2 separate regions of the Mus musculus genome follow, and region 2 is linked to region 1. Evidence: chromatin loops called from intact Hi-C (ENCODE). Cell type or tissue: left cerebral cortex. All regions are shown on one strand.

Evidence for each region. A loop is a pair of places that touch in the nucleus more often than their neighbours do. Peaks named below come from ENCODE experiments on the same cell type or tissue, not always from the same donor. Only the 100,000 strongest peaks of a DNase experiment are listed, where the experiment ranks them.
Region 2: it touches region 1 in a loop (2.9-fold over the local background); 3 of 42 quality-filtered maps call a loop at or near these places.

Annotation. Positions count from the first base shown.
Region 1 is chr9:7,835,569-7,838,068 of GRCm38, reverse strand. Birc2 (baculoviral IAP repeat-containing 2) reads left to right here and starts at 1,012. Exons shown (of 8, transcript NM_007465.3): 1 at 1,012-1,079. In left cerebral cortex, no CTCF peak of the experiment used is centred here; DNase peaks (open chromatin) are centred at 943 and 1,532; H3K4me3 peaks cover 2,198 bases; H3K27ac peaks cover 1,795 bases.
Region 2 is chr9:7,602,094-7,604,593 of GRCm38, reverse strand. Gm31751 (a long non-coding RNA gene) reads left to right here. Exons shown (of 4, transcript XR_379096.3): 2 at 411-600. Among named protein-coding and RNA genes, the nearest start is that of Gm31751, 16 kb to the left of the region's middle. In left cerebral cortex, a CTCF peak has its summit at 1,084 (motif pointing left); DNase peaks (open chromatin) are centred at 677 and 1,075.

The DNA.
Region 1 (2,500 bases):
GGCCCTACAATAAAATCCTTTCTTAAACAAACAAATAAAAAAACTGCAAAACTAACCATAACAAATCATCCAAGCCAAACAGGGCCGCGGGGGTGGGGGTGGGGACATCAGAAAGTCCTACCCTGAATGCTAATGATTTTGCAGCACTTTCGGTACGGGAAAGGCAGCAGAGGGTGGGGGGTGGGGAGACAGACTGCTAGTGAACAATGAAGTCAGGGTTATTTTTCCAGTTTTAAACGTATTCTTCTACAATCTCATCACAGATATATAGTGCGCTTTAATCATACTCTCTCCCATTATACTGTTAACCCTTCAATGCCTTCCTCCAAACTAGTCCGCAGCCTTTTCCTTACTTTTTAAATTTATGGCCTGATGCGCTTAATTTGGGTCGCCTGCAAGAGCACTTTTTAAAAAAAATAATAATTTAAAAATGCATAACTACCTCCTCGCCCCAACTGGGTTTGAATTTCTAGGATTCGAGGTGAGCGCCACCATGCCGGCCTGCCAGAGGAGCCCACTTGTCAAAAATGTTAAAGCCCATCTTACAAAAAAACCAAATTATATTTAATGTACACGCACACGCGTGCATTCCGCTTTACTCAGGCGTTTCGAGGCCAGCTCACGAGCCTGAGCCGCCTTACCTATGACGCCACGTTTGCCTTAGTGCCTGTCTAGGACCCTTGCAGGGTGAGGCCGGAAAATACAGGGAGCTAGGAGGCGCGGCTCAGGGCTGCCGCCATTAAAGGTGCACTGCAGGTTAAAACACATGGCATCAAAGTCCGGAACGCCCAGCGGAGGCAGTGGGGCAAGGACGGACGCTCGGGAAAGCCTAGCCTTATTCGTCCGAGTCCCAGCGGCCCGAACGTTTAGCTTCCAAAGCCCGAGCACGCAGGCGCGAGCGCAGGCGCAGGCGCGCGCGACTGGCCCACAGCCCCACCCCGTCCTCCACGCGTTCCAACTTGCGGTGCGCGTCTGCTGACGTCACCTCAACGGCCCGCTGGCCGCAGGGGCTTTTGGGAAGGCTGCGGATCAACAATCAGGCGCCTCTGCTTCCAGGGCGCCGGGGGCCTGACTCGGTGGTGAGTGCGGCTGCCTTCGTCAGGACGGGCGAGCGTGGCTCTCGACGGCTGGGCGGGCTAGCTGACTCCTCCTTCGGCCCGGAAGGCAGTTCTCAGGGCCGCCCGACCCCCGCTCCCTGCCTAAGTCCTTGGGCTTGGACTTGTATAACAGTTTTGCTTTCTTTTCCTTTCGGTTTATTTTTTCAGTCAACCCAGGCTAGTCTCGAATTTGCGGCAATCCTCCTGCCTCCAATCGTTCTAGGTGCTGGGATTACTGGTGTGCAGCACCTCGGCTGTCTCTTCAGATTTTCTGCAGGTTTTTAAGCTTTAAGCCCGCGGCATTTAATGCCTTTAAACTAAGTTGTGCGGCAGGGGGATGACGGTTGTCACATCAGTTACTACTTGTCCCCAGTAGTCGTGTGAGAGGTTTGGTTTAACTGGGAAAGGTGTTCTCCATTCTTGTCTCTCCAAGCTACGTGTCGCCCCCCTGCAGTGGGCGTAGAGCCGTGTCGGTTGGGTGCTTGCTGGCGTTGTAACAGCTAGTGTAGTTAGGCCACACGGGTAGTGGTAGCTTTGTTCAGGCCACTGCTTTACCGGCACTTGTACTTTTTTGGTTTTGAGATGTTACCTGTGGTGGTTAGGGAATGGTTGTCCTTCACGGATTCCGTTTATGAGCTCTTCCCGGTGCCTTTATCTTGGCTAATTTAGCCCTGGCTAGTTCAAATGTTCTGTCCGGCAGGAGCGTTTCATTCCGCATCTGTCTTCCAAGTGTTGAGATTAAAATTGCAAGTATACCTCGGGAATCCTCAGGAAATATTTATATTTTAATATAATAGAAAATATCGTATATATTATTTATTTTATATTGTATTATAACTTAACATATGTTTATGTGTATAAATATATTTTATATGTACTTATATCTGTATTATATATTTCAATTAAATGTTTTAATAGAATATAAAAGTATATATAATTTTTTTCTTGTGATTAAACTTAGGGTTCTTTACCTGCAAGGCAAGTGCTCTAACATGGAGCTATATCAGTAGCCTTACAGACTACCTTTCCACTATTTATGGTGCCTTTTGTCTCCAGTGAAGTGCATATCAAAATATCTTTAAATCAGAAAACGAAAAGAGCCTGGTGGTAGTGTGGTCCTAGCACTTGGAAGGCTGAAGCAAGAGAATTCCAAAAAGTTTTAAAACCAGCTTGGGTTATATTGACTTTCTAGCCAGCCTAGTCTACAGAATAAGACCCTGTCCCTTAAAAAAAAAAAAAGTTCATGAAGTATAGTACATTTTTTTCTAATAGTAAATAAATAATATATAAAAGGAACAAACTTGAAAATCGGGGGCCAGTTTTTGACAAATGGAAATGTCCATTGTTTTCAAAGTTTTAATTTTTAAACTATACTGAGCTATGCATTTTAAAGACAAGCATAA
Region 2 (2,500 bases), 230 kb after region 1:
GTTGTAAAGTGGGTGATCTACTATCTAGCTAATGGAGAAAGGGCCCATGGTGCTCTTCTTACTGTTTTTGGAGAAAGCCCAATTGTTCTAGAAACCCCTTTCCTTTTAACGTGGGAAGAGTAGGAAGAGCCACAGAGGAAGAGTCAGCGGTTATAATAAATTAAAAGTGATTCTTCAAATGAGCCAAATGAGAATCTTGTCCACAGAGGCACCACAACTTGACCCAAGTAAGCATGCCTAAAAGATCTCTCACCACAACCCTCTATCTGCTCTAAGTACATGTTGGAACAGGAAAACATGCTCGTGCAGGAGCCTGGCACACATTTATAGGATCCTGTGGCTGCCAAGCTGGCTAAGTGCTGACCTCAGGGATAATGCATAGTCATCACACACAGTGTCTATTTTTCCAGGACCTTACTGTGTCTGGCTCTGACAGAAGGTCGTTGTTTCCTGCCTCCTCCCATGAATGCCGTATCCAGCACTCGGTCTGTCAGCCTTTGAGCTGCCGTACTGCTTTAAATGTGGGATCCTGTAGGACACTCGGAAAATGATAACACCAGCACCATTTGCCAGTGAGGAAAGGAAGACACAGAAAATAAGGTAATCGTGTAAGCATCATGTGAGCAGTCTAAGGGAGCTTGGATTCTGGCATCCAGAACCCCCAGAGCCTTAGAGCACCCTAACTTTACCTTTCTTTTTTTGGTAAGCAGCAGATGTGAGTAGTTCCCAAGGTAGGCGTGTTGGATGAGTTAGGAATGTGGACCCCCAGATTTCCTGAGCTTATATTCTGAGGCTGGTAGCTGAAGGCATAGAAGGCTTAGCTATGCAATCACTTGGGAGGAAAATGGATCCTGGAAGATGGGACAATGGTACAAAGGGTTTATGGCAGGTACAAACTTGGTTATATGAACAGCCTTTGCTCTTCTGAACAACCCCTTACACCACACCATTGAATGGCATAAGGGATTCCCGAATTTTTGAGTTACTAAGTAAACAACCTTTGCAGGACCCCTCAATGCTTGGGGAAGCTCTGGCTTGGAGAGTTTAAGTTCCTGCTTTTAGCTCAAATGCCTGGGGAGTGAGTGTCATCTAGTGGCGAGGTGAGGGACTACACATGGGAAGGGAAATCAGATGGCAGACTCTCCTCTCAGCTTTCTCAGTTCAGCATCTCCCAGCATTTTCTCTGACCTGTGAAGTTTTGGCTACAGTAAGATAAATTGAGACACGTCTGTGTATTGTTTGTGTTTTTGATGGCTTGATAATCTTTTTAAAAAGCCATGGAGAGCTTTATTATAAATTTCTTTGGATGGACTTGGTTAAAATGAATTTGAAGGGGGCTGGAGAGAGGCTGAGTGCTTCTAGAGGTCCTGAGTTCAATTCCCAGCAATCACATAGTGGCTCACAACCATCTGTATTGAGGTTCTATGCCCTTTTCTGGTATGTCTGAAGACAGCTATAGTGTACTCATATAAATGAATGAATGAATGAATGAATGAATCTATCTTTAGAAAAATAAACATTTGTATCTTTCCCTATGCTCAGGATGTTTTCTGCTATTTGAAATAGCTTCCTACCTTTTTGGCTTCCACATCTACTTGGACCCTATTAATTTTAATATTTGCTCTTTTCAAAATTGTACTTTAATTTTAATCATGTGTAAATGTGTGTCCATGTGCACATGAGTGCTAGTGCTCATGGAGGCTGGAAGAAGGCATCTTATTTCCGTAGACAGACACTTTAAGATGCCCCGTGTGGACACTAGGAAGTGAACTCAGATCCTCTGCCAGACCAACACATGCTCTTGATGGTGGACAGTCTCTCTGGCTCGGAATCTTTACTCCTTTTACACTGTACCAAAGTTGCTGAAATCCTTCTTCCTCCACCTCGCAAGTGCTGAGGGTGTAGTCCTGCATCACCATGCCTGCAAGTGTCTGGGAAGTAGACATGTGCCATCATGCCCGCCTCTGGATTTATCAGTACTCTTTCTGTTTAGCCTATCTCACTGTTGAAATAGGAAGTTTTAAATTTACTTGAACTTATTTTTTTACTTAGTACTTCCTTTTGCATTATTTTAACAACTTCAACTTCATACATTTCTTCTAGTATTTATGCTGCCATGCAAACCACCCCTCCATGGTGTTTGTATTCTCTGCAGTTTCATTCTTCCCCTTATACTTGTGCATAATACACCGTTTCCTTCACGAAGAGACAGCATTTAGAGACTCAAAAGGAATGGTATCCTATTATCCCACATTAGACTCTAGCTGCATATGTATCAAAAGATGGCCTAGTCGGCCATCACTGGAAAGAGAGGCCTATTGGACTTGCAAACTTTATATGCCCCAGTACAGGAGAACGCCAGGGCCAAAGAGTGGGAGTGGGCGGGTAGGGGGTTGGGGGGGGAGGGTATGGGGGGCTTTTGGGATAGCATTGGAAATGTAAATGAGGAAAATACCTAATAAAAATATTTTTAAAAATCCCAAAAAGATGTTTCCTCTCT